3 separate regions of the Homo sapiens genome follow, and all the other regions are linked to region 1. A link is a contact called in ENCODE Hi-C or POLR2A ChIA-PET data. All regions are on one chromosome and are shown on one strand. The core of a region is the stretch at or near the end of the contact, and the rest is flanking DNA. Distances in the headings are between cores, read along the strand shown.

Region 1 (3,828 bases), core at 972-3,471:
AAATCTCCAAACTGCTTTCCTCAGTGCCTGAACTAATTTACATTTCCACCAACAATGTATAAGCATTCCTTTTGGGTGGAGTGTTCTGTATTTGTCTATTAGTTTCAACTGGTTAAGTGCTGAGTTTAAGTCCAGCATTTCTTTGTTAGTTTTCTGCCTCAATGATCTGTCTAACACTGTCAGTGGAGTGTTGAAATTTCCCACTATTATCGTCTGGTTGTCTAAATCTTTTCATAGGCCAAGAAGAACTTGTTTTATGGATATGGGTGCTCCAATGTTGGATGCATATATATTTAGGATTGTTAGGTCTCCTTGTTGGATTGTACTCTTTATCATTATAGTAATGCCCTTCATTGTTTAACATCTGTTTTATCTGATAGAAGAATAGCAACTCCTGTCCTTTTTTGTTTTTCATTTGCTTGATAGATATTTTCCCCTCTCTTTGTTTTGAGCCTGTGGGTGTTGTTACATGTGAGATGGGTCTCTTGAAGGCAGTGATGGTTGGGTCTTGTGTTTTTATCCAGTTTGCCACTCAATGTCTTTTAAGCAGGTGTTTAGCCCATTTATATTCAAGATTAGTATTGATAGGTGTGATTTTGATTTCATACCCATGTTGTTAGCTGGTTGTTATGTAGACTTGACAGCATAGTTGATTTATAGTGCCTGTGGGCTATGTGCTCAAGTGTTTTATGGCAGCAGGTTCTCTAGATTCCATATTTAGCACTCCCTTAAGGACCTTTTGTAAGGATGGTCTACTTAAAATAAATTTCCTCAGCATTTGCTTGTCTAAAAAGGATTTTATTTCTCCTTCATTTATGAAGTTTAATTTGACAGGATATAACATTTTTAGTTAAATTTTTTTCAGGATGCTGAAAATAGTCTCCCAATCTCTTCTGGCGTATAAGTTTTCTGCTGAGAAGTCTGTGGCTAGCCTGATGGGGTTTCCTCTGTATGTGACTTGACCCTTCACTCTAGCTGCCTTTAGAATTTTTTTTTCTTTTACCTTGACCTTGGTGAATCTGACGACTATGTGTCTTGGGGATAGTTGTCTTATATAGTAACTAGCCAGGGTTCTCTGTATTTCTTGGAATTGAATTTCAACCTCTCTGGCAAGATTAGGCAATTTTTTTGGTGTTTTTCAAATACATTTTTGAAATTGCTTACTCTTTCTCCTCCTATTTCAGGAATGCCAATGAGTCATAGATTTTATATCTTTACATAATCCTATATTTGTTAGAGGTTTTTTTTTTTTTTTTTTTTTTTTTTTTTAGACAGAGTCTCGCTCTGTCACCCAGGCTGGAGTGCAGTGGCGCTATCTCGGCTCACCGCAAGCTCCACCTCCCAGGTTCACGCCATTCTCCTGCCTCAGCCTCCCGAGTAGCTGGGATTATAGGTACCTGCCACCATGCCCGGCTAGTTTTTTTATATTTTTAGTAGAGACGGGGTTTCACCATGTTAGCCAGGATGGTCTCGATCTCCTGAACTCGTGATCTGCCGGCCTCGGCCTCCCAGACTGCTGGGATTACAGGCGTGAGCCACCGCGCCCAGCCAGTTTTGTTCATTTTTTAAATTCTTTTGTCTTAATTTTCATCTAAGTTGATTCAAAGAACTGATCTTCAAGCTCTGAGATTCTTTCCTCAGCTTGGTCTGTTCTGCTGTTAATTAATAATTTACAGCAGAATTTACAGCAGAATTGCATTATTAAATTCTAGTAGTAAATTTTTGAGCTCTAGAAGTTTATTCTGATTCTCAAAATGGCTATTTCATCTTTCAGTTCTTGGATCATTTTACCGGGTTACTTGGATTCCTTGGATTGAGTTTCAAATTTCTTCTGAATCTCAATGAGCTTCCTTTCTATCCAGATTCTGAATTTTGTGTTTGTCATTTCAGCTATTTCAGACTGGTTAAGAACCATTTCTAGGGAGCTAGTGATCCATTTGGATGTAAGGGGATGCTGTGGTTTTTTGAATTGCCAGAGTTCTTGTGCTGATTCTTTCTCATCTGATAGGGTTGGTGTTCCTTTAACTGCGGGGTAAGTTGAGTATGGTCAGTTGGATTCATTTCTGGATGCTTTCAGAGGGCCAGGGCTCTGTACAGAATCCGCATATGTGGGTGAATTCTTGCACCTGGTTTCACATCTTGCATATATAATTAGCATGATAATTTTAGTGTGGTAGTTTGTGCCGTGATCCAGTAGATGGCGCTTAAGAGTAATGGCCGATAGCTAGGCTAACACCCAGCTTGTGTGGCTCTTGTACTTTCTTGTTCACAGGCATGCTCTGAGGTGGGTGGGGGAGAGAGATGGCCCCCTCACAAGGTTTGCTCCTAGGACTTGTGGGGAATCACCTCCAATCCCTGGCACTGCACCTGCATTTCTTTTGTTAGGTGTTCCAGGCTGCAGGGGACTCCTGAGGCAGAGGCTGCAACAATCCATGGACATGATTTATACTTCTATATTTTAAAACTGTCTTTCATTTCCTTTAGCAACTATTTTTATTTTTCTGTATACAAGTCTTGCATGCCTTTTGCTAAATTTAAATATTTTGTTTTTAATATAAATTTAGGTTTTAAAATTGAATTATCCAATTGTTTACCATTAGTATACAAAATATAATTTTTATATGTTGTAATAATAAATTAAGGTATGCACTTATTAATTTGAGTAGTTAATGTATAGTTTTTTAAATATTTGGATGTAAGTAGTCCTTTCATCTCTGAAAAAGGTTTTCCTTATCCTTTGATCTTCAGCTTTTTAGTATTTTTCTTGTCTTTATGCATCAGTACAATATGGAATAGAAGTGGTTAAGAGTGAACATTATTGACTTCTTTATGATCTTGAACATGTTTAGTATTTAAGAAATAAAAATGGGAAGACGTTTAATATTTCTCTCATTAAGTGTGACATAAGCTGTTGGTTTCTTTCAGGTGCCTTTATTAGATTGAAGAAGTCCCTTTTTTCAACCTAATTTTCTGAGTGTTTTTATCATAAATGAGTTTGGGATTTTACCAAATTTTTTCTATCTGTAGGTATAATCAAATAGATTTTTTAAAATGTGTTAATAAGATGAGTTACATTGATTGATTTTTTTAATGTTAGACCAAACTGGCTCCTAGAATAGACTCTATTTAAATATTTGAATAATATTTTTGGATTCTGTTTTGATTTTTATTTATTGGCTTTTTGCTATACCTCTTTAATATTTTCAGGGCTATTCTGGAAAATAAAGAATGATACATTTAAAACTATTTGTCTACTTACTGTATTGTAGAAGTTTACTTAAAATATAAGAAATTTGCAACTAATAGATGTTTTTCCTACTCCCGTCCTTTAAGTTTTAGTGTCATTCTGTATTACATATATTTTATATATCCTATAATACAATGATGAAGTTTTTACTTTAACTAGTCTTACTTTTTTTTTTTTTTTTTGAGACGCAGTCTCGCTCTGTCGCCCAGGGTGGAGTGCAGTAGCGCGATCTCGGCTCACTGCAAGCTCCGCCTCCCGGGTTCACGCCATTTTCCTGCCTCAGCCTCCCGAGTAGAGTAGCTGGGACTACAGGTACCCACCACCTCGCCCGGCTAATTTTTTTTTTTTTTTTTTTTTTGGTATTTTTAGTAGAGACGGGGTTTCACCGTGTTAGCCAGGATGGTATCGATCTCCTGACCTCATGATCCGCCCGCTTCCGCCTCCCAAAAGTGCTGGGATTACAGGCTTGAGCCGCGGTGGCTCGACCTAAGACTCTTTACTATCTGACTACATTTCACTACTTCTTGTGCTCTTCATTTCTTCCTCACAATCCAAGCTTCCAACTGGTATTATTTCTTTTT
Region 2 (3,828 bases), core at 577-3,076, 100 kb after region 1:
GACATAAGAGTAACTGAGAAAAAAAGCCACATGTCTGGATAGACATATTACAAGTAAAGAAGTATTTTAGTAAATAACACCATACAGAGAAGAGGTCAGCAAAATTTTTCTGTAAGGAGCTAGGTAGTAAATATTTTGGGCCATATGCAACCTCTGTCAGTTCTTTTTCTCCTATTCCTCCTCTTCCGTCTTCTAACACTTTAAAAGTATAAAATTTATTCTTAGTTTATTTATGAGTCATACAAATATAGGCCATGGCTTGACTTTAACATGTGAGCAATAGTTTATCACTCCATGTCATAGAGAAAAGCTCAGGACTAGCTGACTTTACTGGTAAATCCCATCAGATATTTAAATAATAATACCACTCCTACAAAAAAAAAAACTTTCACAAAATAAAGAATAAGATTATTCCTAAATTCATCCCAGTTCAGTCCACAATTTCCTAATTCAGCCTAACAGGTCAGAATTACTTTGATACTAATAAAAGAAATCACAAGAAAACTACAAACTAGTATGTCTATGGTCTCCATAAAATATTAGCAAACCTCATTTAGCAATATATAAAACGATTATATACTATGACCAAGTGGGATTTATCCTGCCAGTGGAAGATTGGCTTGACATCCAAAATCAACTAACGTAATATACCATATTAATAGAATAAAAAACATATCATATTATCTCAGTGTATGCAATAAAATAAATTTGACAAAATAACCTGTACCCAATCATAATAAAATCTCAACAAATTATGAACAGACTGAACTTTCTCATCCTGATTAACGGCATGAAAAAACACTCACCTTAAACATGAAAGCTTCAAAAGACTGAATGCTTTGCCTATAATTTTGGTAGCAAAGTAACAATGTCTGTTTTCACTACTTTTATTCAACCTTGCACTGGAGATATCAGACAGTACAGTCAGATAAGAAATTGCAATAAAAGGCTTCCAGGTTGGAAAGGAAAAAGTAGAACTCTTTTTAATCTCCGACTACATGATCCTGTATGTAAGAAAAACAAAAACAAAAACAAAACTCCTGTGAAATCTACGAAGAAACTTCTATAACTAACAAATCCATTTAGCAAGATGTCAGGATACAGTATGTATAACAAAAATCATATGTGTTCTAATACTAGTAATAATCCAAAAGTGAAATTAAGAAAAATATTTTTATAGTTGCAGTATAGAAAATAGCACTTTGCAATATATTAAACAACAGAAATATAAGACCTATACATAGAAAAAATATAAAATGCTGAGATAAGTTTTAAAAGATGAAAAAGAATGGAAAAAACATTCCATGATCATGGAGGACTCAGTATTGTTAAGATAGAAATTATCTCCAAATTTATCAATAAGTACACGGCAATCCTTGTCAAAATTCTAGTAGTACCTTTTGTAGAGATTGACTAGCTGATCCTAAACCTATATGGTGATACCTAGGACTTGAATAGTCAAGGCAATTTTGAAAAAGAAAAACACAATTAAAAGACTTACACTAGCCAATTTTAAAACATACGATAAAGCTGCAATAATCAACAGAGTGTGGTATTAACATAAGATCAACATAGATTACGAACCTAGAAGATGCTCTCCTCTCAGAAGCTGCAGCCGTGATGGAAGTTTGAATGTTGAGCCGCTGTGAGGCGAGGCCGGGCTCAGGCGAGGGAGATGAGAGACAGAGACGGCGGCGGCGGCGGCGGCCCGGCCCGGCCCGGCCTGAAGCCCCTCTCAGCAACCCGTGAGCATCCGCGGGGGCGGCGCCGGCAGCGGCGGCGTTTCTCGCTTCTTCTTCGTCTTTTCTAACTGTGCAGCCTCTTCCTCGGCTTCTCCTGAAAGGGAAGGTGGAAGCCGTGGGCTTGGGCGGGAGCCGGCTGAGGCGCGGCGGCGGCGGCACCTCCCCCTCCTGGAGCGGGGGGAGAAGCGGCGGCGGCGGCGCCCCCGGTGGCCCCGGCGGCTGCAGCTCCAGGGAGGGGGTCTGAGTCGCCTGTCACCATTTCCAGGGCTGGGAACGCCGGAGAGTTGGTCTCTCCCCTTCTACTGCCTCCAACACGGCGGCGGCGGCGGCGGCGGCGGCGGCACATGGAGGGACCCGGGCCGGTTTTAAACCTCTCGTCCGCCGCCGCCGCACCCCCCGTGGCCCGGGCTCCGGAGGCCGCTGGAGGAGGCAGCCGTTCGGAGGATTATTCGTCTTCTCCCCATTCCGCTGCCGCCGCTGCCAGGCCTCTGGCTGCTGAGGAGAAGCAGGCCCAGTAGCTGCCACCATCCAGCAGCTGCTGCCGCAGCCATTACCCGGCTGCGGTCCAGAGCCAAGCAGCGGCTGAGCGAGGGGCATCAGCTACCGCCAAGTCCAGAGCCATTTCCATCCTGCAGAGCCCCGCCACCAGCAGCTTCTGCCATCTCTCTCCTCCTTTTTCTTCAGCCACAGGCTCCCAGACAGGACAGCCATCATCAAAGAGATCGTTAGCAGAAACAAAAGGAGATATCAAGAGGATGGATTCGACTTAGACTTGACCTATATTTATCTAAACATTATTGCTATGGGATTTCCTGCAGAAAGACTTGAAGGCGTATACAGGAACAATATTGATGATGTAGTAAGGTTTTTGGATTCAAAGCATAAAAACCATTACAAGATACACAATCTTTGTGCTGAAAGACATTATGACACCGCCAAATCTAATTACAGAGTTGCGCAATATCCTTTTGAAGACCATAACCCACCACAGCTAGAACTTATCAAACCCTTTTGTGAAGATCTTGACCAATGGCTAAGTGAAGATGACAATCATGTTGCAGCAATTCACTGTAAAGCTGGAAAGGGACGAACTGGTATAATGATTTATGCATATTTATTACATCGGGGCAAATTTTTAAAGGCACAAGAGGCCCTAGATTTCTATGGGGAAGTAAGGACCAGAGACAAAAAGGGAGTAACTATTCCCAGTCAGAGGCGCTATGTGTATTACTATAGCTACCTGGTAAAGAATCATGTGGATTATAGACCAGTGGCACTGTTGTTTCACAAGATGATGTTTGAAACTATTCCAATGTTCAGTGGCGGAACTTGCAATCCTCAGTTTGTGGTCTGCCAGCTAAAGGTGAAGATGTATTCCTCCAATTCAGGACCCACACGATGGGAGGACAAGTTCATGTATTTTGAGTTCCCTCAGCCGTTACCTGTGTGTGGTGATATCAAAGTAGAGTTCTTCCACAAACAGAACAAGATGCTAAAAAAGGACAAAATGTTTCACTTTTGGGTAAATACATTCTTCATACCAGGACCAGAGGAAACCTCAGAAAAAGTAGAAAATGGAAGTCTATGTGATCAAGAAATTGATAGCATTTGCAGTATAGAGCGTGCAGATAATGACAAGGAGTATCTAGTACTTACTTTAACAAAAAATGATCTTGACAAAGCAAATAAAGACAAAGCCAACCGATACTTTTCTCCAAATTTTAAGGTGAAGCTGTACTTCACAAAAACAGTAGAGGAGCCGTCAAATCCAGAGGCTAGCAGTTCAACTTCTGTAACACCAGATGTTAGTGACAATGAACCTGATCATTATAGATATTCTGACACCACTGACTCTGATCCAGAGAATGAACCTTTTGATGAAGATCAGCATACACAAATTACAAAAGTCTGAATTTTTTTTTATCAAGAGGGATAAAACACCATGAAAACAAACTTGAATAAACTGAAAAGGGACCTTTTTTTTTAATGGCAATAGGACATTGTGTCAGATTACCAGTTATAGAAACAATTCTCTTTTCGTGACCAATCTTGTTTTACCCTATACATCCACAGGGTTTTGACACTT
Region 3 (3,828 bases), core at 587-3,086, 93 kb before region 1:
TTATACAGTGCATATACATAAGCACTGGTTCTTTCTGCAGTAACCTTTTATTCAAGTTATCAATAAACTTTTGCTTAATCATGCTATCTGTTAAACTGTAAAAATAATAACTTAGTAATAGTTCATTATATCTAGAAGTCACAGTTGGCTGTCCAGCCCTAAATGACCTAGGAGACATTTTACCATTGCTGTGCTAAGGGGTGGGGGAAAAAAACAGCAGCACAAAATTAAAGAGAAAAATGACTTTCATTTACCTACAGGTCCATTTAATTAAGTTAAAGTAGTATCTATGATATTAGATCTTTTTTTTTTTTTTTTTTTTTTTAAGACGGAGTCTTGCTCTGTCGCTCAGGCAGCAGTGCAGTGGCGTGATCTCTGCTGACTGCAACCTCCACCTCCCAGGCTCAAGCAATTCTCCTGTCTCACCCACCCAAGTAGCTGGGATTACAGGTGCCTGCCACCACATCCAGCTAATTTTTGTATTTTTAGTAGAGATGAGGTTTCACCATGTTGGCCAGGCTGCTCTCAAACTCCTGACCCCAAGTGATCCATCTGCCTCAGCCTCCTAAAGTGCTGGGATTACAGGTGAGAGCCACAGAGCCCGGCCTGATATGAAATCTTAACCATTTATTTCTGAAACCGTTAAGCAAGTGTACTAAAGCGTTATCTGCTAACCAAATTCATACACACACCAAATCTTTTTTTTTTTTTTTGAAATGGAGTTTCGCTCTTGTTGCCCAGGCTGGAGTGCAGTGGTGCGGTCTTGGCTCACTGCAACCTCCACCTCCCAGGTTCAAGCGATTCTCCTGCCTCAGCCTCCTGAGTATCTGGAATTACAGGCATGTGCCACCATGCCCTGCTAATCTTGTATTTTTAGTAGAGACGGGGTTTCTCCATGTTGGTCAGGTTGGTCTTGACCTTCTGACCTCAGGTGATTTGCCCGCCTTGGCCTCCCAAAGTGCCGGGATTACAGGCGTGAGCCACCATGCCTGGTGCCTCGATTTTTAAATATTGAAGTTTACCATTTAAAAAAATTATCATCTGTAACTTCCTCTCAATTTTGCTGTTAACCTAAAAACTGCTCTGAAAGAGGGTCTTTTTCTTCTTTTGAAACAAGGTCTCACTCTGTCACCAAGACCAGTGCCATGGCATGATCACAGCTCACTGCAGCCTCAATCTTCTGGGCTCAAGTGAATCTCCTGCCTCAGCCTCCCAAATAGCTGGAACTACAGGTATACACCACCACGCCTGGATAACTTTTTTTTTTTTTTGGTAGAGATAGTTCCCCATGTTCCCCAGGCTGGTCTCGAACTCCTGGACTCAAGAGATCCCCCTGCCTCAGTCTCCCATGGTGCCTCATGCTTGTAATCCCAGCTTGAGCCACCATGCCCAGCTAAAAAAATAGTCTTTAATTAAAAAAAAATTATTCATGAGGTAAAGTTTTAAATTTGACCTATATATCAGCTGTCTCAAGAAATACAGGAAATAGGCCGGGTGCAGTGGCTCACACCTGTAATGCCAGCACTTTGGGAGGCTGAGGCAGGCGGATCACGAGGTCAGGAAATGGAGACCATCCTGGCTAACATGGTGAAAACACGTCTCTACTAAAAAAATACAAAAAATTAGCCATGCATGGTGGCACACACCTGTAGTCCCAGCTACTCAGGAGGCTGAGGCTGGAGAATTGCTCGAACCCAGGAGGTGGAGGTTGCGGTGAGCCAAGATCACGCCACTGTACTCCAGCCTGGGCGACAGAGCGAGACTCCGTCTCAAAAAAAATAAATACGGAAATGAATCTGAGACGTCACTCAATAGAAGCAATTGTTACAGAAGTTAATTACAATCTTGAGAGGCTCTTTTTCGGGCAACTCCTTACATCTTTTTTGACTAATACGCAAACTCATAAGAACAAGTACTTCCTCTAGTCCATCGCAAATAGAATTAAAAATAAATAAATAAAAAGAACAAGTACCTCCAAAATACATTTCTGTACCATTACCACATATGTTCTCCCTAAAATGCCTGAACCACTCACAAGCATATCCTATTTAAATTAATTTTTAAAGTTTCAACTCACCCTGACAATGGACTAAGTGTACCCTCAATGAAATCACCGAACTCATCAGACACCTATTTTTAGTTATACAAACACTATTTATGTAAATATTTTCACTTATTCAATTTCTCAACATATTGTTAACTGAAAACCAAACATGTTACCATGTACCAATATGGGAGGTAGGAAATAAACATATTTAGAACACTATGCCTGAATGGCTATGTTTTAATTAAAAGACAGGCATGCAAATAAATGATTACAAATTAAGTGCCTCAAATGAAATCTCTACTAGTTGCTTAAAGAGCACAGTGAAATAAATGCCTAATTCTGGCTGAGACATTCAGGTAAAATTTACAAAGGGGTACTACTTGAGCCAAGTATTGAGGCCAAGGTGAAAGGGACCTTACAGGCAAAGGGAAAAATAATGCAGAAAGGCTTACACATGTGAGCAAAGACAGAGGCAGTTGGAATAAACACAAAACGTATTTTTGAGACACACAGGAAGTATAGTCAATGAGACTCTGTAATTGATTTAATATTGGGATTGAGGAGAAAGAAAAATTCAAGGACAACTCTCAGTTTTCTATATTGAGGAAATAAGTGAACAATGACAGATCCAAGTAGTGATAAATAATACTCATTAAGTGCTTACTATATGTCAGCCATTGAGCTAACTGTATCACTTCACTCAGTTGTGAAATTAACAGTTAAGAAAATATAGACATAAATGCATATGACCTATTTATTGAGGAGTAGATAATTTTCCAGTCATCTATGACTACCAAAAAGCATTTTCCCATTTATCATTTTGTCTTCTTGAACCACTTTATTTCCTGGGGTTCTCCAATTTCACTGTCTCCTAATGCTCTAACTTTTCTACTCACTCGTTCTCATACTTCTTGGCTCCTCCCAAGATCCTCTTTTTAATTTAATGTACCCTCATCATAACTTTCCTTGGTTTCCTATTCTCCCCAAACATAGTACATTATAAAAATAAAAGCCGGGCATGGTAACTCACGCCTGTAATCTCACCATTTTGGGAGGCCGAGGTGGGCAGATCACCTGAGGTCAGGAGTTCGAGACCAGCCTGGCCAACTTGGTGAAACCCCATCTCTACTAAAAATACAAAAATTAGCTGGGAATGGTGGCATGAGCCTGTAATTCCAGCTACTGAGGAGTCTGAGGCAGGAGAATCGCTTGAACCCAGGAGGCAGAGGTGGCAATGAGCCGAGAGTGTGCCACTGCACTCCAGCCTAGGTGACAAAGCGAGATTCGATCTCAAAAAAATAAAAATAAGGCTGGGCACAGTGGCTCATGCCTGTAATCTCAGCACTTTGGAAGGCCAAGGCGGGTGGATCACGAGGTCAGGACTTCAAGACCAGACTGACCAATATAGTGAAACCTAGTCTCTACTAAAAATACAAAAATTAGCTGGGTGTGGTAGCACATTCCTGTAATCCCAGCTACTCAGGAGACTGAGGCAGGAGAATCGCTTGAACCCAGGAGGCGGATGTTTCGGTGAGCCGAGATCGCGCCATTGCACTCCAGCCTGGGCAACAAGAGCGAAACTCCATCTCAAAAAAATAAAAAAACAAAAACAAAACAAAAAATAATTTAAAAATAAAAAATATCTAGGCAAAGATGTACCCTAAAATGCATAAGCAAAAAGTCATTAAAAAACATTATGTCCCGGCCAGGCACGGTGGCTCACACCTGTAATCCCAGCACTTTGGGAGGCTGAGGTGGGCAGATCACCTGAGGTCAGGAGT

What was found. Hi-C counts contacts between places; a loop is a spot of excess contacts on that map. ChIA-PET counts read pairs that join two places held with the same protein, here RNA polymerase II (POLR2A). Pooled maps may share reads with other maps.
Region 2: a pooled map shows a loop between it and region 1 (2.6-fold over the local background). The contact joins the promoter of PTENP1-AS here to the enhancer-like site in region 1. A Hi-C loop is called at or near these places in 1 of 37 single-sample maps with no recorded cell type and 2 of 50 pooled maps.
Region 3: a loop to region 1 is called in a pooled map, with 2.4 times the contacts of the local background. The contact joins two enhancer-like sites. A Hi-C loop is called at or near these places in 1 of 50 pooled maps. POLR2A ChIA-PET finds 5 or more read pairs at or near these places in 3 of 52 experiments (AG04449, AG04450 and activated CD8-positive, alpha-beta memory T cell).

What each region holds. Positions count from the first base shown.
Region 1 is chr9:33,777,309-33,781,136 of GRCh38, reverse strand. The region is part of intron 3 of UBE2R2-AS1 (UBE2R2 antisense RNA 1); the gene reads left to right. It also overlaps a transcript of PRSS3 not described here. Among named protein-coding and RNA genes, the nearest start is that of PRSS3, 16 kb to the left of the region's middle. RefSeq lists an enhancer at 1,995-2,054. Within about 2 kb of position 2,221, at least 3 of the 41 ENCODE cell types and tissues checked have a DNase peak (open chromatin) inside an H3K27ac peak, as active enhancers do.
Region 2 is chr9:33,675,266-33,679,093 of GRCh38, reverse strand. PTENP1-AS (PTENP1 antisense RNA) reads right to left here and starts at 1,826. Exons shown (of 4, transcript NR_103745.2): 1 at 1,585-1,826; 2 at 807-1,004. It also overlaps the pseudogene PTENP1.
Region 3 is chr9:33,869,672-33,873,499 of GRCh38, reverse strand. All of the region lies in intron 1 of UBE2R2 (ubiquitin conjugating enzyme E2 R2), which reads right to left. Among named protein-coding and RNA genes, the nearest start is that of UBE2R2-AS1, 53 kb to the right of the region's middle. Within about 2 kb of position 1,836, at least 2 of the 41 ENCODE cell types and tissues checked have a DNase peak (open chromatin) inside an H3K27ac peak, as active enhancers do.